Regions from separate parts of the Homo sapiens genome. Here all the other regions are linked to region 1. A link is a loop called in an ENCODE intact Hi-C map of the cell type or tissue named here. Cell type or tissue: endothelial cell of umbilical vein. All regions are shown on one strand. Links, peaks and the distances in the headings refer to the core of each region. The heading gives the core; the rest is flanking DNA. Region 1 overlaps P4HA3-AS1 (P4HA3 antisense RNA 1). Region 2 overlaps DNAJB13 (DnaJ heat shock protein family (Hsp40) member B13). Region 3 has its middle 18 kb from the start of KCNE3. Region 4 overlaps PPME1 (protein phosphatase methylesterase 1).

Evidence for each region. Hi-C counts contacts between places; a loop is a spot of excess contacts. Peaks named below come from ENCODE experiments on the same cell type or tissue, not always from the same donor. Only the 100,000 strongest peaks of a DNase experiment are listed, where the experiment ranks them.
Region 2: it touches region 1 in a loop (14-fold over the local background); 12 of 110 quality-filtered maps call a loop at or near these places.
Region 3: a loop joins it to region 1, with 5 times the contacts of the local background. A loop is called at or near these places in 12 of 110 quality-filtered maps.
Region 4: it touches region 1 in a loop (12-fold over the local background); 59 of 110 quality-filtered maps call a loop at or near these places.

The regions. Positions count from the first base shown.
Region 1 is chr11:74,318,854-74,324,899 of GRCh38, forward strand. P4HA3-AS1 (P4HA3 antisense RNA 1) reads left to right here. Exons shown (of 7, transcript NR_120556.1): 4 at 3,381-3,448; 5 at 3,854-5,150; 6 at 5,242-5,357; 7 at 5,488-5,852. Among named protein-coding and RNA genes, the nearest start is that of P4HA3, 10 kb to the left of the region's middle. In endothelial cell of umbilical vein, for the core only: a CTCF peak has its summit at 2,831 (motif pointing left); DNase peaks (open chromatin) are centred at 1,898 and 3,258; H3K27ac peaks cover 3,284 bases.
Region 2 is chr11:73,961,128-73,967,173 of GRCh38, forward strand. DNAJB13 (DnaJ heat shock protein family (Hsp40) member B13) reads left to right here. Exons shown (of 8, transcript NM_153614.4): 4 at 3,751-3,908; 5 at 5,011-5,124. Among named protein-coding and RNA genes, the nearest start is that of DNAJB13, 13 kb to the left of the region's middle. RefSeq lists silencers at 3,422-3,531, 3,552-3,641. In endothelial cell of umbilical vein, for the core only: a CTCF peak has its summit at 3,341 (motif pointing right); a DNase peak (open chromatin) is centred at 3,414; H3K27me3 peaks cover 153 bases.
Region 3 is chr11:74,446,217-74,452,262 of GRCh38, forward strand. No RefSeq gene overlaps it. Among named protein-coding and RNA genes, the nearest start is that of KCNE3, 18 kb to the right of the region's middle. In endothelial cell of umbilical vein, for the core only: a CTCF peak has its summit at 3,296 (motif pointing left); a DNase peak (open chromatin) is centred at 3,305.
Region 4 is chr11:74,253,017-74,259,062 of GRCh38, forward strand. It overlaps PPME1 (protein phosphatase methylesterase 1), which reads left to right. Exons shown (of 14, transcript NM_016147.3): 14 at 476-1,687. The coding sequence ends at 494. It also overlaps a transcript of P4HA3 not described here. Among named protein-coding and RNA genes, the nearest start is that of P4HA3-AS1, 55 kb to the right of the region's middle. In endothelial cell of umbilical vein, for the core only: a CTCF peak has its summit at 2,936 (motif pointing right); DNase peaks (open chromatin) are centred at 2,965 and 5,125.

The DNA.
Region 1 (6,046 bases), core at 686-5,685:
TTGAAGTCACTTTGAGTAATAGCAGTGTTCCAAGTTTAACTAAAACAAACTAAAATTTAATGAAATTATGCTACAAGTGTAAATAATTACATGACGACATTAGAATAGGTATTTTCCGAACACTGGTAAGTTTGTGAGGGCTCAACTTACATTCCTGTTTGGAACAACTTGCTAAATAGCAAGTTTTTTTTCAACCTGTATTACTAGACCATCCCTATTTCTGAATGTCAAAATAGTGAAAAATTTGTATTAGTTTTGAGGAAATGTTACTATAATAAGGCTTTTGAGTTTTAAAATGGAAAAAAATTGACAGAAAAGAGTTGAGGAAAAGATCAAGATTTTCAAATAATTATTAAGTCAGGAAAAGAGAAAGGCTTCTCTGGAAATAATAACCACCCTCAGCTTCAGCTTGTGCCACTCTCCTCTGCTCTCTCCACTCCAGCCATGCTGGCCTTTTGTCTTTTCATTTCTTGCTCTTGGCAAGCTCTTTCCTGATTCATGCGGAATTTCTGACAGACTAAATCCTACTCATCCTTTGAGTCATTTCCTCAGGGACATTTTATTTGTCTGCAGACTAGGTTCAAGTCTTCATATTATTCAAAACACACCCTGTATTTTCCCTTGGTAGCATTTATGACAATTATAATTTTTTATTTGGGCCAGGCACAGTGGCTCACGCCTGTAAACCCAGCACTTTGGGAAGCTGAGGCAGGAGGATCACTTGAAGCCAGGAGTTCGAGACCAGCCTGGGCAACAGTGAGACCCCGTTTCCACAGAAAAGTTAAAAATTATCTGATTGTGGAGATGTGTGCCTGTAGTCCCAGCTAGGAGGCTGAGGTGGGAGGATTGCTTGAGTCCAGGAGGTTGAGGCTACAGTGAGCCAGAATTGCGCTACTGCACTCCAGTTTAGGTAACAGAGTGAAAGCTTGTCTCAGAATAATAATGATAATAATAATAATAACTATTATTATTACTTCTTATTTGTATAATTAATGGCTGTCTGCTACACTAGATCATATACTTCATATAGGTGAGATGGTTCCTAGCTGAGTGCCTGGCAATTGCAAGTACTCGTTTAAAAATATAGAATAGACTAGGCATGGAGGCTCAGGCCTGCAATCCCAACACTTTGGGAGGCCCAGGAGTTCAAGACCAGCCTGGGTAACGTAGAGAGACAAAAATAAAAATATTAGCCAGGAGTGGTGGTGCATGCCTGTGGTGCGAGCTACTTGGGAGGCTGAGAAAGGAGGTTGGGAGATCAAGGCTACAGTGAGTCATGATTGTGCCACTGCACTACAGCCTGGGCAAGGTAGCAAGACTCTGTCTCAAGAAAATAATTCTGTTTTTTTTTTTTTTTTTTTTTTTTTTTTGGAGACGGAGTCCTCCTCTGTCCCCCAGGCTGGAGTGTAGTCGCGTGATCTTGGCTCACTGCAACCTCCACCTCCCAGGTTCAAGCAATTCTCCTGCCTCAGCCTCCCAAGCAGCTGGGACTACAGGCGCCCACCACCATGCCTGGCTAATTTTTTTGTATTGTTTAGTAGAGACAGGGTTTCACCGTGTTGCCCAGGCTGGTTTTGAACTCCTGAGCTCAGGCAATCTGCCCACCTCGGCCTCCCAAAGTGTTAGGATTACAGGCGTGGGCCACCACACCCAGCCAAGAAAATAAAAATGAAAATAAGAGAATAGATAAATAAAGTAGAAAGAGCATTCAAAACAATCCTGTTAATCTCTTTATCAAGTGTCTCTAGTGCCAGTCTTCTTCCAAATCTTTTGAATTGCCTGTCCTCATCATAAGCCTATGAAGTATGTATTGTCCTGCATTTTACAGTTGAGAAAACCAGTTTATGGAAATGAAGTGACTCAGCTGCAAGACGGTAAGCCCAGGGTCCCCAGCTCTCAGTCGAGTGCTCTTTCCATTGCATCATTACTTCACATTGCTCATTATCAGTTCCTGGGTTAGCCTCCCTTCTACATCCAAGGAATATTTCCAGGGGACTCACATCACCTCAGTTTCTCCTTTATATTATGAAAGGATGAAACCAATAGATCAGTGTTTCTCAGTGTGGTCCACAGTCTATTTGCAACAGAATTATTCAGGTAAATGTGGATGTTCTTATGAAAAATTCAGATTCCAAGGTCCACCCAGATTCATTGAATCAGACTGTAAGAGGGTGGAAGACAGGCAAAGTCCAGGAAATCTGCATTTATAACAGGCTCTTGAGGTGATTCTTACACACATCCGAGTTGAGAACACTTCATTAGGTGATCTTCAAAGTTCCTTTCCGCTTTGACAGTCTTTGCTTCTAAGACATTAAGTTTGGGGGGCATGTCTTTGCATCTCTATCATCTTTTACAGAGCCTGGAACTCAATATATTTTTAGTAAACTAATACATTTGTATTCGAAAGACCCAGATTCAAGTCCCTGCTTAGGTAGGTACCAGCTGTGATTCCTTGGGAAAATTACTTAACGTTCTAGAAATATCATTTTTAAGATGGAAATAATAACAATCTCTATCCTGGCTGCCAACATCTGATGTGGAAGATAAATTAAATCATGTTTGTGAAAGCTGTTATGGTGGTTCCAAGTTGAAGAACCACTACAGGCATAAAGTGGGCACCAAGCAGGGGTTACTAAGTCCTTCAGACTCACGGGTGGCTCACATACAGCTCTCTCCAGTGGACTGAATGGGGAGCTTATTAAAACACAAAATAAAACCACTACCACCTTTGAAAAATCACATTTCCATTCGAAGTAGGTAGAGTCTTTCCATGGAAATAACGTGATTTTTTAAGACTCCGAGGCATTGCCACAGTGACCCCTAGTGGAGCTTATAGGCCAGCTCAAACCCACCATCCTAGTCCCACATTTGCTGTTGGCTTAGCGGAGAGATCAATTTATTAATTCAATACATCTGTTCTTCACATAGGCTAGGAAATTTTTGTGAAGCTTCTCTTTGTCCTCAGAGTCTAGCATTCATTCATCCATTCAATTATTACTGAGCATCCCGGGTGCCAGCTGCTGTGCTTGGCCCCAGAGGGACCCAGCAGACATTGGGATCCTCACCCTCAGAGCCAGGTGGGGACAAGTTAAGTAGTGGAGACAGAGAAGCAAACAGCCAACAACAAGAGTGACACATGCTCCAAAAGAGGAAGTGCACGGAACTACGGAAGCCACTTTCTTTGGCAAAATCTCAATGATCTGTTTTGAGAATAAGCATAGCACATTGAGGGATGAATGGCAAAAATGAGGCATGAAGTGTAAACAGGAGCCAGATGGCGAAGGGCCTACTCTATAAATAAATTTGGATTTTATTCGAAGGTCAATGGGAAATGACTGAATAGTTTTAAGTACAGGAATTATTCGATGTTTGTTTTTTAGTATCATGCTGGCTTCAGCAGGTAGAGCTGATGGGAGGAGGTAAGACAGGAAGGAACTGCATAGTCCAGGTAAGAAGTGAATATTAGGTTGGGAGGGGCATACAGGGAGTTTAAAATATATTGATAAAATTGCATTTCTTTCCCTGCGTGGTAAGTACAAAAGCATCCTATTCTTTATACCTTACATTTATACTGCACAAATTATGTAGTATGTATGAAATAGTTCATTTAAAAACATATAGAACTCACAGGGGAAAAAACTATATATTTTTGATATGTACATATGTCACATAAAGATAAAATTTGGAAGGGAAGGATGGCCTCCCACTTTGTGATGAGGGTGGCCTCTGAGGAGGTATGGCAAATTGTAAAAACAGCCATGATCCTTATTCCTCTCCATATCCACACCCTTTGCTATATGACTTTGTATCTCCTGCTTGAATCTGGGAAGTCCTTATTATTTTCTTTCACCAGTAAATTGCAACAGAAGGAACAGTGCATCAGTTCTGAGCCTAGGTGTCCAGAGGCCTTGCATGCTTTGGCTCTCTCTTTTGGGGCTCTGCCCAGGCACCCAGGGAACACCCTGGGCTAGCCTGCTGGAGTGTGAGAGATCATGTGCAGCAGTGCTCAGCCAACCCAGCCGAGGCCATCAGAAATTAGCCAGCACCCAGTCAACTTGGCAGCTGACCACCAACAGAGAAGTGGACTCACTCAAGACCAGAAGAAATATCCAGCTGACCTCAGTCAAAACTGCTAACCCACACAATAGTGAGATATATAAATAGCTGCCGTTTTAAGCCACTAAGTGTTGGGGTAATTTGTTTTGCAGCAAAAGTAGACTGATACAGAAATTGGTGTCCGAAAGTGAGATGTTAGGCCATTAACAATACCCTAAAATTTGTGACATTAGCTTTGAGATTGGGAGTGGTTGGAAACTGGGAAAATGGCAAGAGCAAACATATTGAAGTCTGGGGAAATGATGGGAAATTATTACTAGAGGCTGGAAAAACAGTAATCTGTGTTTCATAGTGGCACTTTGTAAAGACCTCTGCAAGAATTAAAGTGATGTCTAGTCGACCTCTAGACAAAAAAAAACCTTCTTGGAAACTTAAGAGTGAGATCCCACAGAAGCCCAATTCAAAAATACCAGTAATAAAATCTAGAGAGATGTCACAAAACAGTTGTGTCATTTGGAGTATGGAATAGACTGAAATTATTCAAACTACCAATTATTCAGCTACCAACATGGGCCACATCTTCAGAAGTAGCCAAGGAAGGTGACAGACAAGGAATATGTTCCAAAGGGTATAGTCAAGAGCCGCAGAGATCAGTGGAGCAGGAACCCCCTCCCAGGGAGTAAACTCTAGACCTGAGCAAGAAATACACCCTCTCCTGGGATAGTGAGACTTGTAAACCTTTGCCCAGCTGGAGTTCAGAATTGCTATGTGTCTCTCATTCTTCCCTTTTTAATTTTGTTTTGTTTTGTTTTTGTTTTTTGAGACAGAGTCTTGCTCTGTTGCCCAGGCTGGAGTGCAGTGGTGTGATCTCGGCTCACTGCAACCTCCCCCTCCCGGGCTCAAGTGATTCTCCTGCCTCAGCTGCCCAAGTAGCTGGGACTACAGGTGTGCTGCCCAATGCCTGGCTAATTTTTGTAATTTTAGTAGGTTGGTCTTGAACTCCTGTCCTCAAGTGATCTGCCTGCTTCAGCCTCCTAAAGTGCTGGGATTGTAGGCGTGAGCCACCGTGACCGGCGTTCTTCCCTTTTTTAAATGTAAGTGTCTATTGAGGATATCCTGCCTCCGTCTCAATGTACAGTAGGTATGCGGGAGGCAAATAACTTGTCTTTAATTCATCGGTGTCAGGATTAAGAAGAACAACATCCATAATGTCACATACAAACCTGATGTGAACCACAAGATCCTGGTCTTCAAGCCTGATGACATAATTGCAAGAGGTGTTTGGGGGTCTTGGAATGGTGGTAAGCATATTTTTCCTGTGGGAGCAATGTGAATAATTATGGTCAAAGAGTAAACTGTGGTAGATTACAAAATTTGCCACACTCTTTCCATCCTCCCTGAATTCATACTCTTTGAATTGTGACTTTGCAGCATCCCCCATCAAGAGGTGGAGGGAGACTATTTCTCCTCCCCTTAAACCTGAACTGACATCATGACATTTTTGGCCAATGGAATGCAGCAGAGAGATGGTACAAATTCTCTGTCTAAGCCTCAACATGCATCGCACATCTCAGCTCTTTTTTTTGAAGTCCTGTCCCACTACTCATATGAAATGACCTGAGCTAGCCTGCTGGAGGACAAGAGATCACATGGAATAGAGATGAGCCATCCCAGCGGAAGTTATTCTACATTATCCAGGAACCAGCCAATTTAGCAGCTGGCCTCAGACCCATGAATAAACTCAGCCAAGACCAGGTGAACAACTCACCTGGGCTTAGCACAAATGTTGACTTGCAGAATTATGAGCTATATAAATACTTGCTATTTTAAACCACTAAGTCTTTGGGGATAGTTTGTTATTTGGCAAAAGCTAACCAATTAAAATAAATTGAACCAATATAAGAGTCAAAGCACAAAATTGGATAGAGAAGTACTTAAAAGGAAAGGGAAATATGTGAGATAAATGAGAAAGAGTGCTGATCTTTGTTGT
Region 2 (6,046 bases), core at 603-5,602, 360 kb before region 1:
AAATGTGCCAGGAATGGTGGTGTGTATCTGTAGTTCCAGCTACTCAGGAGGCTGAGGTGGGAGAATCGCCTGAGCCCAGGAGGTTGAGGCTGCAGTGAGCCAAGATCGGGCCACTGCACTCCAGCCTGGGTGACAGATTGAGACCTTGTCTCAAAAAAATAAAATACATAAATAAAGAAATAATCATTGAAAGGCCTGGGTGAGAAGGCTGTAAGCTGGCCCTGTAGGAAATCTTCCAAGAACACCACCTCTAAACTGGCCCACAAGGAGAGCTGCTGTCTCTGCCACAGTCACAAAGAAGGAATCAGGAAATGTCACCGTTGCATTCCAGAGCACACCATGAATGTAGCTGCAACTGCTGCCTCACTTGCCTCTGACAGGCATGAAACTCGTGGGTGGACCCACAAAGGCTGCTGCAGAAAAACCTAGTGTCTCCACAACAGTGCCCACCAGCTCCAGACAGAGCCACGGAGAGATGCCTGCCGCCTTCTTCCTGCCTCCCAAGCAGCTCAGGAACTACCTGATGAACAGAATTCAAAGCCAGAACCTTAGCTGCAAGAGAGTCTGGGGGATGTTCCTTTTGGCTCTACAGATTCTCTAGCAGGGAAGGTATGCAAGAAGGAGGACAGAGCAGATGCCAAGTGCCAGCATGGCTACCATGGATGTTTTATAATTTATTATTATTAAAGTCTTGCTCTGTTGCCCAGGCTGGAGTGCAGTGGCACAATCTTGGCTCACTGCAACCTCTGCCTCCTGGGTTCAAGCGATTCTCCTGCCTCAGCCACCCGAGTAGCTGGGATTACAGGTGGGCACCAGAATGCCTGGCTAATTTTTGTATTTTGAGTAGAGATGGGGTTTCCACTCAAGACTGGCCAGGCTGGTTTTGAACTCCTGACCTCAGGTGATCCGCCTGCGTCATCCTCCCAAAGTGCTGGGATTATAGGCATGAGCCACCATGCCAGGTCTAATTTATTATTTTTAATTACTGTCTTATTGATGGGTAGTTTCTTCCCAGTCTTTTGCTAATATTGTATTTGTGGGAAGATACCTCTTGTCTCTTTTGCAGTTAAAACAGTTCTTGTGCTATTTATAGTTTCCCTAATATGCTTGTCTCCCTACCAGACTGGGAGATCCTCCAGGTCTGATTGATCTCAGCGTAGCCAAATCCCAGCCTAGCATCTGACAAGAGTGAGTGTGGATGGGTGGATGCATGAAATGAAGGAAGGACAGATGGATGAATGGATGAGTGGGTGTATGAATGAATAGACGAGCACATGGTGGGTGGGTGGGTGGGTAGGCGGACGGATGGCTGGGTAAATGAATGGATGGCTGGGTAGGCGGATGGATGGCTGGGTAGGCGGAAGGATGGCTGAGTAGGTGGATGGGTGCGTGATTCCAGGTCTGAGACAAACTGACCAAGAGTTGATTTCTGAGGCTCAGAATCATCTTGCAAAGGCAGTGAAAAGACCTTCACACCTGACTTCCTGGCTCCAGTTATACCCACATAAGGCCTAGATTTTTCACTGCCTGTTTTCTCCTACACCTCTTGCCCCTTCTCCCTGACTATACTTCAGCCTTTCTGAACTTCATAAGTTCTTTCCTTCTCTTTTCTGTGCCAATATGTGGGTTACAGCCCCTCTGCCTCAGAGATTGCTCCCACCTTGTGCCACCCTCACGTGTCTGCCAGAAGAAGCTGAGTTTATAAGCTCCACGTGAGACTGAAAACAGCAAGGGGCTTCGAGTAGCGGGCCTGTTTCCAATCCATGCGCTGCCATTTGTGAACCGTGTGATCCTGGGAAAATTTCTTCACCCCTCTGAAACCCCAGCTTCCTAACCATTACATAGCCAAAATAATCATTAAGGCTCAAGGGCTATTATCAGATGAGATAATGTTTATGAAAAGGGGCTTTGCAATCGGCCGGGCATGGTGGCTCACACCTGTAATCCCAGCACTTCAGGAGGCTGAGGCCGGCGGATCACTTGAGGTCGGCAGTTCAAGACCAGCCTGACCACCATGGAGAAAACCCATCTCTACTAAAAACAAACAAACAAACAAAAACAAAAAAACAAAGCCAGGCACAGTGGTGCATGCCTGCAATCCCAGCCACTTAGGAGGCTGAGGTAGGAGAATCGCTTGAACCGAGGAGGTGGAGGTTGTGGTGAGCCGAGATTGCGCCATTGCACTCCAGCCTGGGCAACAAGATTGAGACTCTGTCTCAAAAAAAAAAAAGAAAAAAGAAAAAAAATGAAAGGGGCTTTGCAGTCCAAAAATGCCATACAGTGGACCTTGCCTCCCTACCTGTCTCAGTTCAAAGGAGCCAAGTGAGTCTACAGGGCATCGCTCATTGGGAAAGGTCAGGCTCAGGGTCTGGGCTTCCTCAGGCAGTGCCCAGAAGCTATACTGCCATAGTGCTCCACCCCAAGGGTTCCTGAGTCCCATCTCCCTGCAGGGTTGAGGGGCTGGGCTTCCTGTGGACTGGCTATTGGGGTGTTTACTGCCTGGTACACTGTAGGTCTGGGTGAACAAGTGAATTCAGCAATGCAACAGGAGGACCAGAAGATTCAGGCCTCTTGATTGCCCATCGCATCTTAGAGGGACATAGTGTAGTCACCTCACCATCCCTGCCTAAGGTCATTTCACCATTCTAGCCTGTGAAGTTCATTCCATGGCATTAACCATGAGAGGCAGAATATGAAAACTCTTAACCATAGCGCCCCTCGAGTTTACAGCTTATGAGGGGCTTCCACATCTAGCGATGCGGCGTGGCACAGTGGTTAAGGACACAGGTTCCGTAGTCATATTGTCCTGTGGTTCAGATCCCAACTCTACTGCTTACTAGCTACGGGACCTTAAGCGTTTTGTTTGGGCTCCCTGGACCAATGAAATAATAATGTAAGGTTCCAAAAATAGCACCTGACGCATAGTAAGCTCTCAGCAAGTTTTAGCTCTTCATCTTAATGGTGGAAGGCAGGTCAGGCATTATTACCCCATCCCACAGACCAAGACACTGAAGCCCACGGATCACACAGCACATCAGGGGCAGAGCCAGGATGGGGCTGTCTTTGCACTGGGAGGAAGGATGGGGGCAGCAAGAGGGGTTATGGGTGCAGAGCTGGGCAGGGGCAAAAGAAATTGAGGAAAGAGGAGTTTGGGGAATGCCGGTGGCCTCTCAAATTGTTAGGGACCAACCCTTTCCCTCCCCCATCTCAGCTGACAGCTTTATAGAAACTTGAGTCTGGGGTCTTTAGCAATCTTGGGCTGGGCTGGACAGCGAAGGGTTATGGAGTCTGGGGAAGAGTAGAGAGGACTGGCAGGCTCTCACCTTCCTGCCGAGGACTACCAGCAGTCTCTTCTGGCACTCCTGAGCGCGGCCACCAGAGGGAGTGCCTCCCTTTCCTGAGACAGCCAGAGTTACGGTATCCGAGTTGTGAATAAGAGAGACGGGGAAGCGTTGGGCGGGGTGGGGGGGGAATGTCCCAAGGGGAGGTGAAGCAGTGGGAAATGGCAAAGGATGATAATCACTGCATCTGCAGTTGAAGACAGCTCCTTGGCTTGGCCAGTCTGAGAGGTGGTTATAGGATGCTGGGTGTTACACAGGACACTGAAGAGGTTGGGGAGCATATCTGGATAGGGAGGCTGTGTGTGTGTGTGTGTGTGTGTGTGTGTGTGTGTGTGTGTGTGTGTGCGCGCGCGCGCATGTCTGGGTCTCTGGATACAATTTCTCTTACTCCTCTCCCTACCTCCTGCAGAGTTTTTTGATGCAGAAGGAAGTGAGGTAGATTTGAACTTTGGGGGGCTCCAGGGCCGAGGGGTCAAGAAGCAGGACCCCCAAGTCGAACGGGATCTCTACCTGTCCCTGGAGGACTTATTCTTTGGCTGCACCAAAAAAATTAAGATCTCCAGAAGGGTGAGTACTCAGCTTGCTCCTCCCGGGAGCCACCTATCTCCTGCAGCCTAGCAGCTGCCTCCTCCCTTACCTGGGTGGGAGGACTCAGGGATGGTCTCTGATGGAATTATGGAACCTTAGATTCAGAGACCTAGGATGTTAGAATTCCGGAATCTGAAATTCGGAAGGGACAGTTGAAGACATTAGCCCGGTTCTTTCCTAGTGCAGGAGTGCCCTCTGCAGCCTTCCCAACTGGGACAGGCTCTTTCCCTTCCTTTCTTTCAGTTCAGCCCCATCCCCGTGGGAACTGGAAAGGCTCTGAATGGGAGGAGTCTCTTCTGAATTCTTCCTTCTGGGCTTTACCAGACCATATTCCCAGGATTTCATCAGGGTGCATGCCTCGTGCATAAGAAAGAACAGTGGGCATGGAGGGTGGGCTGGGAGATAGTCCCCAAGGTGACGGGTTGAGGAAGACCCTCAGTGCCTCATGTCTAGTCCTTGGCTTGGCCCTGTCCCATGGCCCAGCCCTGTGCCAGGCATAAGAGCAAGCCCCCTCCACCTTTGCCCAGCAGAGGAGATGCCGATGCGGCCATGCTTTCCACAGATGGAACCCATCTGGACATGCGACTGGGGAGTGGAAGGATCCCCAGTGGGGAATGCACTGGGGGAGGCTTAGATATGTTGACTTTCATTTCTCTCTTTGGGATTAAGAGACTTGCTGGAGGCTCAGGGCCGGGCCTCTGGGATTTGGAGAGAGGAATGGAGTACATTTTCACCATGTATCTGTTAGTGGCCAGGGCTGGAGCTGTGTGTTTGATCAACTAATGGTGACTGCTTGGCATCTCAGCCCCCAGCCCCAGTCTCATGGCATCCTCTGCCATACTGGAATCATAAGTTCTTGGTTGTCATGGCAACAGGATGGGAGTGGGAGTGGCTCAGGGCAGGCTCTCCCCATTGCTGGAGGCTCTTCCCATTGCTAGAGGATTGAGCCCAAGTACAAATCCCATAGAGCATCTTTCACGTGTGCAAAGGTCACCTGAGTGTTCATGAAAATCTGAGCAAATCTCGACTGTACTCATGGAAGTCCTAAGCAGACCTCCCCACACCTGATATGTTGCTATAGGTGCTGAACGAGGATGGGTACTCCTCCACCATCAAGGACAAGATCCTGACCATTGATGTGAAGCCCGGTTGGAGGCAGGGCACACGCATCACCTTTGAGAAGGAAGGGGACCAGGTGAGGGGGGAAGAAGCTGACTCAGGTCAGTCACTGAGCTCAGGCGGTGGGAAGACTGAGGAGGAAAGGAAGGGAAAGGAGGCAATACTTTTTCCTGCCCCTGTGAGCCTTGGTCTGTAGAGAGCCCAGTCTGCAGAGTGGGTGAGATGGGATCCCTAATGTTCCTTCCAAGGAACAGAGCCTTAGCCTTACAGTGCTTCTGTGAACAGGCAGCCCAGGGACTGTCCCCATTTTACAGAGTGGGAAATGGGGGCCCAGAGAAGAAAGGGACTTGCCCAGGGCAAGAACATGGGAGCTGAAAGGAGATCCCAGTCTGAACTCCAGTGTTTTCCTGATTTTCTTCAGTGCTTCTCAGAATAAAGCCCAATTACAGGAGCTACTCAGAAACCATTTAATCATAATAATTTTATTTATTTATGTATTTATTTATTTATTTATTTTTATTTTGAGATGGAGTCTCACTGTCGCCCAGGCTGGAGTGAGGTGGCATGATTTCAGCTCATTGCAGCCTCCACCTCCTGGATTCAAGCAATTATCCTGCCCCAGCCTCCTGAGTAGCTGGGACTACAGGCATGTGCCACCACGCCCAGCTAATTTTTTTTTTTTTTTTTTTTTTTTTGAGACAGAGTCTCGCTCTGTTACCCAGGCTGGAAGGCAGTGGTGCGATCTCAGCTCACTGCAAACTCCGCCTCCCGGGTTCAAGTTATTCTGCTGCCTCAGCTTCCCCAGTAGCTGGGATTGCAGGCATGCACCACCACACCCGACTAATTTTTGTATTTTTAGTAGAGACGGGGTTTCACCATGTTGGCCAGGCTGGTCTTGAACTCCTGACCTCAGGTGATCCACCTGTCTCGGCCTCCCAAAGTGCTGGGATTACAGGCGTGAGCCACTGCGCCCAGCCACCCAGCTAATTTTTGTATTT
Region 3 (6,046 bases), core at 630-5,629, 130 kb after region 1:
CTGCTGATTTTCAAACTACATTCCATAGAGATTCTCAAAGTCCTGGGGGGAGAGTGCTACAGATGAAATAATGGTAGTTCAACAAAGGGAGAAATTAATTTAATTTGATGCAAGAAGGTATTTGATAAAAGCAAAGTGACGAGCTGATGAATTGATCAATTTAGGTCAAACAGCTAATAAATGAAGGTGCTGAGATAAGAATCCTGATTTCCCAGCTTCTTATGTGACTTTATAGGGGACTTTGGCTATTACTTTTGCAATGTGATGTCTGTGAGCAAATTACCCAGAATGGAAAGAATTTTGGGATCCTAGTGTATGTTTTGTCTGTGTTCTACTCTTGGGAGAGAGGCATATTGCATCTGCCTTATGGATGCAGCTGGGTGACTCTAAACAAGTGTGCTTTTCCTGGAGTCTGGTTTTCATTATCTTTATATCCTCAGGCTCACAAGTCAGCTGGGACAGGGATGCTGACAGAAAGGACTAGTGGAAATAATATATTTGCTTCTAATTTAGAATAAAAACAACCACACCCCACAGATCAAAACCCATGGAAACTTCCATCACCCTGGGGCAGTGTTTAGAGTGGCATTTCTGAAAGAGTTCTGAGAGACGCTTAATATGCTCCTGCAAAAGGGTCCCACATCAAATACTTTTGTGCAATGTTTCATATTATATCCCTGTCTTGGAGACTCCTGTTGCACATAAAAGTCTCTGAAGAGCTCTGCAAAAGATGTCTCTTTAATCTTAATCCAGTGTTTTATAAACTTGCTTGTTGATGGAAACTTTTATACATGGAATATCTATTATCATCATATAGAACACAGGCTTTGGAAATGCTGGGTAAAGACCACTGGCTAGGAACAAAGGAGGTCTGGTTGTGGTCTTGGCTCTGGTACTAAGTTGTGTTCCCCCCCTCCACCAAGAAGGAGTCTTGCTCTATTGCCCAGGCTGGAGTGCAGTAGGGTGAACTCAGCTCACTGCAACCTCTGCCTCCCGGATTCAAGCGATTCTCCTGTCTTAGCCTCCTGAGTAGCTGGGATCACAGGCACATGCCACTGAACCTGGCTAATTTTTTAATTTTTAATAGAGACGGTGTTTCACCAGGTTGGCCAGGCTGGTCTCGAACTCCTGACCTCATGATCTACCCACCTTGGCCTCCCAAAGTGCTGGGATTACAGGTATGAGCCCCCGTGCCCGGCCCTGATTTGCATTTTTAAACTCTTCTTTGGACTCCAGTTTCCTCATCTGCAAAAGGAGAGGGTTATAATCAGTGATCTAGAGAGAAAAAGGACTACAATTTATTGCAGACCCACTCTGTGCCAGGCTGTGGATGTGCCACCATGGCCTATGCTTACAAGGGCCCCCACACTTGGTTTAATACTCTGCTGTCACCATCTTTAAATTATCGGTAATTTTTGAACAAGGTGCCAGCATTTTCATTTTGTGCTGGGACTTGCATTTTTGCACTTGTTCCATGTGACATTATCTCTACTCTTCATATTAGTCTAGAGAGAATGTGCATATATTTGTGATATACAGATATGGAAGCTGAGAATTAGGTTAAATAAATTGCTCAAGGTCATATACAGAATGAATAGCAGAGCCAACATTCCAAGCTAGTCCACCTGGTTCTAAAGCTTTGCTCTTCCCTCTAGACCAGCTGCCAGTGCAAACATTCTATGATTCTAAGATTCTTTTGTTCTCTAAACTACAACTAGATCTGTCTCAATGTTTAAGGAACAGAATAACTGTTAATTCTATTTACTGTCTGAGTGCATATCTGGCTAAACAGATTAGTAAATGATGGATTAGATGTCAGTCAATGAATGGCTAGACAACAGGGAATGAATGGCTATAGAAGTTAGACATGGAGTCCAACAAACTTGGTTTGCCATTTACTAACCATGTGACCTTGGGCAACCCACTTGACTTCTCTAAGTCTCAGTCTACCTCATAGGTATATTGTGAGGATTAAATGAAAGAATGCACTGCCTAACACGTGGCAACCCCTCAATAGAGTATTACTATTCTTTTATTAACCGGGCCAGGCTAGGTTTGCTATTGCGATGTCAGAGCTCCCAATATTGTAACCCATTTAATTTGCTCTATAGCAAGTAGAAGAACATTATATTTATTTATTTATTTCTGAATCAAATCAAACTTTTATCTGTCTAATTCAAATCCAATTAAATTTAGCTTCACCCCCACCTGCCAGGTTTGTGGAACATCTAATTTCAGAGACTTTGTGGGGATGCAAAAACCCCAGGGCTTACCCAATCCGGAAAACCTGGGGGACCATCTCAGTCCATTGCAGTTGTGGTGAAGGTGCTCATTGTCCAAGCAGGTGTGGAGCAGCCAGAGGTATCTGGCCCACTTGCGTAAGATATTTACTGCTTCCATTGTAAACCTGGCCACCCAGAACTCCTGTATGGTCCCAAAGCTATGGTTTGGTAACTATCCCCCAGGTGTCTTTGTAGTCATCACTGCCAGAGATACTATGAGGGCAATGGGGGAGAGTTCACGGGCTGACTTCCACCACCCCTCCATCCTCCTGGTCTTGTAGAATCCAGCTCTTGTCCCTTTAATCCTCAGAGTTTTCCCTCTCACAGACAATCTAACTCTGACCCTTGAGAAATTTATAGAGACCTCCCAATATTTTCCTCCTGAGGTAAGGGAAGTCCCCCAACCTACAAAGGACTGTCCTTCCAAATAGGGTACAGAAGAAAATTTCCTTTAAGTCTTTAAATAAATCCATGGTAGAAATAATTCATTAATTCACTCAATTATACAATGTTCTCAAACTTTTTCATCTTCTGAGAAGGCTCTCATATCCCCTTTCTCCCTTGGCTACTATATTTTGCATCTAAGTCTGTGTGTCTTATCTTTATTACAAATTGGTGGGTGGGGGGATGGGGGGTAGAGAAAGTGGCAGAACTAGACAATATGTTGCTGATTCTCTCCATTCCTAGGTGAGGATGGTCACAACCAATTATTTGGATTTCACATTTCACATCTTCAGAGTCCCTTGAAACAATGAGAACAGTGGGTATTAAAAACAGGCTCTGGAAGCCTTGATTTATGGGAATAGGCTCATATGTAATGGCACGGGGGCTTGGTGCTGGGGTATTGGAACAGGCCAGGACACTGGTGTCTCCAGAATAGGTAAAAGAGAAGGAAGCATGGCCAACAATGTTCCCCCACTGTGTAGACAATTACACTGGATGTCTGCCAGATGAAGGGCAAAATTCTGTGCTCTAAAAAGTAGCAGCAGAGCTGTAAACCTGTAGTGTTGGGCCCTCTAGTGGCTAGTTCTTCTTTTTCAATGAATATAGCTGGCTGTTTCCTACACTGCTGGTCTCTCACTGCCTTGCCATCTTTTTGGTTTGCTGGAACCACTAACTGCCTCATCTACATTCTATCATCCCATTGCTCAATTATCACTGGTACTGACTTTGGAATGGACTCCATGTTAGGGCACAGTTCTTGAGGAAGGGATGGATTCTCTTGGAAACAGACTGAAATGGAGAATCGCATGCAGAAGGTTGTTGGGGGAAGTACTCTTGGGAAATAGGAAGTGAGAAAGCAGGGGTGGGCGGAGGAAGAAGCTAATTCACAATGTGGTTGCCACTGAAGCCTCAGCTGATCCTATGGGGAATTCTGGAGCCAAGATGGCCTCTCAGAGTTGCCCCAAATCAGTGATGGAATCAGACCTTTGGATCCCTGTATCAGCTCCTCATTGGTTGTGAGCCGCTCCAAGAAGGAGCTGTAACCTTGGTGAGACAGCTCCCTGTGTCCCAGGGCAACAGGCAGTGAGGAATTCAGTTGTTCATCAAATATTAATTTTTCTTTCCTGTTCATGAATTTCTGACTTTCTTGTTCCCAGGAGCTCATTCTCCATCACAGTTCAACCACTTCCACAGATGGTTCTCTCATTTCATCCAGGGAAATAATGTTCTTGGTTTCTTAGCAGCACCTGAAAGAAGATTCTTTTTCCATACAAGTTTGGCTGAAAGCCTTGCTTTGTCTATTTCTTCTATGCCTAAACCGAAATCTTGGATATTATTCTAATGAGAGGAGAGACCAGACTCACCTGTGCTAGAAAAAAAAAAAAAAAAAAAAAGAGCACAAGTCACACTCCCAGGATAGGCTAAGTTATACTCTCAAAAGGCTCCCGTCTTCACCCCCTCCCTCCAAAACATGATCTAATCAGAATAACAGCACTTCTTCCTTCCCAGCAGGTTTATAAATGTTTTTATCTTGACTAATCCTGCGGGGGAGAATTAGGAGGGTGGGGTGAAGACAGACTGTGGGGGAGCGTGAGGAGGGTGGGGTAAAGATTTCTGGGGCTGTCTACCAGAAATCATTCTCTCCTTATTCCATAGTGATAGATGTTTGGCTGGGACTTGACTACTCAGACAGGCACCTCATGTGCCAGCTCCCCTTGCAGCCAGTTTGTGGCCACGTTTTTTAAGCCGTCGTCAATGGAGCTGAGCAGAAGAGATGTACGCAGCTTTTGCCTTGCTTTCTTGAGAGTAAGTCCCTGGCCCTGGAATTCTATTCTGTTTCTTTCCTCACCAACCAGAAAATGCTTTGACAATGAGCGACCTTGGAAGCTACATGTTGAAGATGGCAGTTGCCATCCTCAGTCTCTGAATGTTTGAGTAGAGCGAAGCCATCCACCTACTTTGAACACTGAGCTTGGATCATACTATATTGGACCTTCATTTTTTATTTTAATTAATTAATTAATTTATTTTTTGAGAGCTGGAGTGCAGTGGTGTTATCACAGCTCACTGCAGCCACTTGACTTTCCAGGCTCAGGTTGATCCACCCACCTCAGCCTCCTGAGTAGCTGGGAGTACAGTCACACACCACCATGCCTGGCTTTTTTAAAAATTATTTTTAGTAGAGATGGGATTTTACCATGTTGCCCATGCTGGTCTTGAATTCCTGGGCTGGGATCCTCCTGTGATCCTCCTGCCTTGGCCTCCCAAAGTGCTGGGATTACAAGTGTGAGCCACCACACCCAGCCTACATTGGACTTTTTTTTTTTTTTTTTTTTTTTTTTTTTTTTTTTTGAGACAGAGTTTCGCTACTGTTGCCCAGACTGGAGTACAATGGTGCAATCTCGGCTCAATGCAACCTCCGCCTCCCTGGTTCAAGCAATTCTCCTGCCTCAGCCTCCTGAGTAGCTGGGATTACAGGTGCCCACCACCATGCCTGGCTAATTTTTGTATTTTTAGTAGAGATGAGGTTTCGCCATGTTGGCCAGGCTGATCTCGAACTCCTGACCTCAGGTGACCCACCCGCCTCAGCCCCCCAAAGTGCTAGGATTACAGGAGTGAGCCACTGCACCTGGCCCTTCATTGGGCTTTCTAACCAAATCCTACCAGTTGTTCATATTCCACCACAAATTCTACTTCTTCCCAGAAATATGCATGAACTTCCCTCTCCCCCTCCCCACCCCCCCCCTTTTTTTTTTTTTTGAGACAGAGTCTTGCTCTGTCACCCAGGCTGGAGTACAGTGGCACCATCTCAGCTCACTGCAACCTCCACCTTCTGGGTTCAAGCGATTCTCCTGCCTCAGCCTCCTGAGTTGCTGGGATTACAGGTGCACGCCACCACACCCAGCTAATTTTTTTTTTTTTTTTTTTTTAGTAGAGAGGAGATTTCACCATGTTGTGCTGGCTGGTCTTGAAATCCTGACCTCAAGTGATCCACCTGTCTTGGCCTCCCAAAGTGCTGGGATTACAGGCGTGAGCCACTGTGCCCGATGTCCTCTCCTCTTCTTGACCACCACATTAGTATCTGTCCCCCACACTTTCTGATGCTTAATGATACTGTTTCCTACTTAGTTCTATTTGGTATTGTCTTATTTTTGTTCATTATTTGGTGTGTGCTTCTTGTCTCTTAAACTAGAAGGAGCTCCCAAGATGTGACACTCTGCTTCTACTTTCGTTTCCCCAACAGCACAGCTATCATGGATGCTGTTGGAGCCCCAGAGGCCCCCTTCACCAGGCTGCCATAATCAGCCTAGAGCTGTCCC
Region 4 (6,046 bases), core at 683-5,682, 66 kb before region 1:
GGAAACTTGTTCCCCACTCTCAGAAAGTTTGCAGAAGAAATATTAAGAAAAGGAAATGGCTTCTGCGTTAGAGAACTCTGAATTCCAGGGCCTGGGAGATGAGAGTGACAGGGCAGGGTAAGCACTGGAGATGATGGCAAGACCTTGGGACAGTGAACCACAGAAGCGACACCCCTATGCTGAGCCATCCCTCTAACAACTGACCATTCATGGATCCCAGGAACCAACAATAAAGACTTAATTTCTCTTACTAAACAGTGTTTGGCTGGGGCCCTTCGACCATTTGGAGCCTTGGGCAAATGAGCAGCACACTGAGAGCAGACCCTGGGTCCAGCTCTGGTCAGGGCTGTGAAATGGGTCAGATTTGCCAGGGCCTTGGTGGTCATTAGGGAGGGCTTCCTGGAGGATACAGATAAGCAAGGGAAAGCTATTGATAGTTACATTTGTTTTTCCTTCTCTTTCTGTTCTTCCACAGTGTGTTTCCTGGCTGTTAGTGACCTGCTGTCCACCCCTCCTCAACATCGAGCTCTGTTGTAAATACGTCGCACCAGAGGCCACTGTGATGCCACTGTCTCCTCTCCATCCCGCCCAGCCATGTGACACTGGCTCCCGGTAGACGGGCACCCCGAGATGTACCAACCTTTTCATGTATTCTGCCAAAAGCATTGTTTTCCAGGGCCCTTGACCAACATCGGCTTCCCCAGTCCAGGGCTCCCCTGCTCCTTTCCCTTCCCTGTACTGGGGTAGCTCCTGCCTGCTCTCCCTGCGTTGCCTAGGGTAAAGCCTCCAGATTTGCCATACTGAGCCCCTCTTCCTAGCATCAGGCGATACATCTGAGTTCAAATGTCTTCCCAGGCTCAGGGACCTCCATTCCTTGAGATTGTCTTGGCATGGCCCAGCCCTGCCTCATGGGATGGACAATGCATGGGGTGGTCTTTATTTTTCCCTTTCAAATAAAACACTAGTCAGGTACCGTTTTATCCCAGTCGTACTCTTCCAGGTTTGGAAGACCCAGAGAGGCCAAGATCCCATCCTTAGCCATAGCGAGCGGTGGTGGTGGATAGCATCACAAGAAACGAGCCTGAAAATCAGGTCCAGCCGGTCCAAGCACATGGCCTCCCATCTGGGAGAGCCCACTGTCCCACTCCCACATGTCTGGGCACCTGCCCTGGGCTGAGGCCAGGCTGCTCCAGGGGCCTCCTGCGCCCTCACCTGCCACAGAGCAACCCAGGTTAAATACAGCCCATGCACAAAGCCACAGGCCAAAGCCTATGGAATTGTTTTTAATCATCAAATTTAACCATTTTCATAACTGGTTCCTGGAGGTGTGCAGTGCCCCCTTGCCTCTTCAAACCTACAGCTTCTCTTTGCCATTTGTGGATTTCACATCACTCCACACAGAAACATTACAGCCTGGCATCCCCAGTCTTTGCCTTCTTCCAGCTGCCTCGACACAGCACTGTGGCCTGTCCCTATTGCCCAGGCACGCCATTTCCAAGGGCAGGAAGGGGCAGTGTCCTGAAGCCCATCTTTTCTGTGACTGTCTTAGGTGATGTGTAGCCCCCTCCACCTTTCCACTCAACAACCTCCCACCCCTGTCCTGCTGCATGGTCCGGAGTCTGGGACCTACTTTGTTTTTTGTTATTTATGACCTTGTTTAAAGAAAATAAATATCTCCCAACCTTTATTGGTCTGGTCTTTCTCTGTGGAATTGTCCTTATTTCTGCTGATATGGGGGCAGGGGACAGCTCATTGGACTTAGTTGTCATGGAACTCCAGAAACCCCTTTCCCTATAGCCCTTCAGTGTGTTATGCTCTGCCTGTCCCCTGATCCAGAATGCCCAGTGGGATGGTCAGAGCCACCCTCCTCTGCAGCCAGGATGGGATTCCAGTCCCATCTCTCCTAATTATCGGCTGTGTCGACTTTGGTCCAGAGCAGGACAATCTGTGCACTGTCCACATGATCTCAGTCACCATAGCTTCACTTATGTGAAACTTCATCTACAACCCAAATCATTTCCTGAGCTCTGAACAGGTAGGCCCAGGTTCCTCCTCCTGTCTCTCCCAGATGACCAAAAGCCACTTCATATTGACTGTTTCTAAAGCTGAATCCACCTTCCCCCGGAAACTTGCTCCCCATGAAACTTGCTCTTCCTCCAGCGTTTCCTGGCTCAATAAGTGATAGGTATCACCATCTCTCCAGTTGTCCAAACCAGATACCCACAGTGAATGACTTCTCTTACACCCACCTCAGGTCTACCACCAAATCCTGTTCATCCTCTTTTCCGTGTCCCCCTCTTTTCCATCCCACAGCCAGTGCCCTAGCTTAGGCCTCATCATCTCTCACTTTGATCACTTCAGTACCTTTGCTGCCCTCCTCCCCCCTGGGTGGTCCTCCACACTGTTGGAGGCTTCCTCCTAGCAGGCTCTGGGGCCAGAGTGTCTAAATTAGAACCCAAGCCCCACCCCTTACACTGTATGGTATGGCAACAAACTTTCTCTCTGCTGTAGTTCACTCATCTGAAAAATGGAGATAAACCGTACCTACCCCACAGGGTCTTGAGGATTATACAAGTTAAACTAGGTTAACTGGCTTTCTCACTAACTGGCACATGGTAAGACATTTAATAAGTAGTTCCTGTTATGACACTGTTACATTGTTATAGTTAGGAACTTTATTCAGGGCCGTCTGTGGGCCAATAGCATCAGTATCTCTTGGAAGCTCGTTAGAGAACTGTGTCCCCATGTCAGACCTATTGAATCAGAACTGATCTGCATTTTAACAAGTGCATCAATGTCTGAAAATTTCTTGTCTAGTTGATGATGAAATATTTCAGGGTAGTTCATGAGCTCCCTAGTAGAGGAGAGAAGTTCCTTATGTGTGGTTTGATTTCTCTCACCGGAACACTTTGCGGGTGCCTTTGCTGAGCTATGTGCCCTCTTGTCCACAAGAGGGCAGCATGATCACTTGGTTTTCAGGGGCACTCAGGTTCATCAGGTTCACTCAAATTTTGAATGTCATCTAATTCACTTGACACACATCTCATTTAATCTTCACAGCAACTCTATGAGGTAGGTGCTGTTATGTTCCTTTTACAGGTAGGCAGACAGGTCCAAATTCTACAGCTTGGAAGTGACTGTCAGAATTCAAAACTGGCTTGCTTCCACATCATTCTGTTCCTGCATGCTACAAGGGACCCTGGGCAGAAGTCATTTTGGACCAGATACTTAAAAGAGCAGAAGGAGGATGACCGTGGAGATGAACCCTCTTTACACTTGATGGAGGAGGCTGAGAATGAATGAAATGCTCGTGAGCTTTGTGGTTGGTTGTGTTTTAGGCACTTTCATCTCCATTCATCCTTTGTATCCTTGTGAAGTACAGGCACTATCCCCAATTTAAAGGCAAGGAAGCAAAAGCTCAGACATTTGAAATGGCTTGCCCACAGCCACGGCCAGAGTGGCAGCATCTTTGTCTTCTGATTCCAAGTCTACTGAGCATTCCATTACACCCCAGAAGAGAAGGGACCATTCATGTGTTCACTTAACATGGCTTTAACGAGCACCTACTATGTGTTGGCCATAACAGTGTCCTTGCAGAGCCTACAGATCAGCATGTATGAACTCAGGAAGGGAATAAAGAAGGAGATCCCAGAATCCTTGAATGAAGGATTGCCACAAAGCCAGAAGGAGCATGTTTGGGACAAACCAAAGGCCCTGTCACATAGACACTAGTGAAAGTCCAAGGGAAACTCCTTCCCAAAAAAGGAAGGTAGGCACATTTTGGAGGCAGATGTAGATCTGATGGGGGACAGAATCTTGAGACTGGGAGGACTGAAGACAAAGCCATGAGGGGAATGGGGCATGACTTCATAGCCCCACGCTCTTAACATACTGTTAGGAGCATTTGCTGATTAAGCAAACCCGAGCACCCAATATGTGCCAGGCATCCAATGGACTTTGTAGACAGAGGTAAATAATGAGGCTCTTAAAATGAACTCATTGTCTAGAGAGACAGTGATAGAAATAGTGACCACGTTGTAAGAAGGTTGGGGGTGGGCAGTAACTAAACCTATTTGGAAACAGGCCAGGAATGGTTTCACAAGAGGTAGCATTTTTTCTTTCTTTTTTTTAGACAGTCTCCTCTGTCACCTAGGCTGGAGTGCAGCAGCACAATCTTGGTTCACTGCAACCTCTGCCTCCCAGGTTCAAGCAATTCTCCTGCCTCAGCCTCCCAAGTAGTTGGGGTTTCAGGTGCCTGCCACCACGCCCAGCTAATTTTTGTATTTTTAGTAGAGATGGGGTTTTGCCATGTTGGCCAGGCTAGTCTCAAACTCCTGACCTCGAGTGATCTGCCCGCCTCAGCTTCCCAAAGTGCTGGGATTATAGGAGTGAGCCACCACACCCAGCCAAGAGGTAGCATTTGAGTTGAGCCTTGAAGTATCACAAAGTGGAGGTGGAGGAGGAAGGGCAAGATATCTCAGAAGGAACAGCACAGACAAGCGCTGGAGACTTGAAAGTCAGCCTAGGAAGAAGACTGTGGCTGGAGTATGGGCCGAGATAGGAGAAGAGCCAGGAGAGAAGGTGGGAGTCAGGGCATAAAGGCCTTAAGTGGCAAGAATAAGGAGTTTCCAGAAGTTATTAAATAGGCATGACCCCATATAAAAAGACAAGGTCAGGTCTTTTTTATAAAGGAAAGTCACTCTGGTAGCCTGTGTAGATGGATTGGTGGGTGCCAGACATGAGGCCAAGAGGTCAGTAAAGAGGCAGTTGTAATTGGGCAAGGAAAAGACACAGGTATACTTAATTAGAACAGTGGCCACTGGGCTGAGAGAACAGGATAGTCTCATTATTTTGGAGGTGGAATGAACAAGAAAGAGACTAGTTAGATTTCAAAAGTGAGGGGCCAAGAACCCTTAAGTTGGATGCAGGGGCCTGTCATGAGAAGTGGGGGTTGGAAGTGAAAGGTCAAGATTTTACCAAGGGAAAAGCAAGAAGAGAGCCTACACTAGCAGCAGAGAAAGCAAAACGCAGTCACACTCCTCCCTGCAGTCACTGTTTTGTTTGCAATCTTGGAGCCAACTCTGCTGCTCCAGCTGGCCACCCCATCAGCAGCCAGAATCAACTCATTCTCAGTCTGGGGCCAGGGCTCAGAAAGTTATGTCAACTCAAGAGGCTCCCTTATTCCTCGAGCTGGCTTCCTCTCCCAGCAGTTTGCTAGAAAACTCCAGCCCATAGCCAGGCAAAACCTTGTAACCCAAGACTAGCAGAAAGGCTGGATTCTTCCAGGTGCAGGCAATAGGTGACTGAGGAGTGAATGGAGTGTTGACAGAGACAGTTTCTTCCTGATTAATGAGAATGATGCCATTCCATAATGACTTATAGAATGACTAATCAAACAAGCTTAGAATAACTGACATGATACAGTCTGTATCATTTATAAAGCACGTTTACAACCTTTGAGACCTCCTAACTCCTCTGGAGTGGGGAGGGCAGACAAATCAGCAGTGCCTCCTACAGATGAGGAATTCGAGGGTCTGACAAGGAAAGTGATTTGTCCAGGGTCATACCTTAGCACAATCTGGACTAGAGCTCAGGCCACCTGACTTCCAGACGAGTGCCTTTTTAGTCCCACACCATAGCAGAAGGAGAGGAGGGGTGGGGCAGGGGCATGGAGGACTAGGACCTGATAATGAGAGGAATGCTCCAAGCTCAGTTCAGCCTCCTACTAGCTGGGTGACCTCTGGCACATCACTTCCTTCAGAACTTCAGGTTCTGCATCCCAAAATGGGGGGATAATCCTTAATTCACTAGGTGTTATGAGGGTTAAATGAGACCTAAGTATCCAAGTATAGTAAAAGCTGCTGCCTGCAGTAATAAGGTGAAAAACAGTAAATGCCATGGTGCTAAGAAGATAAGGGGATTCATTCATCCTGACTGGGAATCCCCACAGGGCGGGGAGACCAAGGCACAGCAATTCTACCCCTACTCCTGCTGGGTAGGGCTGCTCAGGCAGAATTAGTGGAAGCCGGTGTGCCCCTGGGGCCTG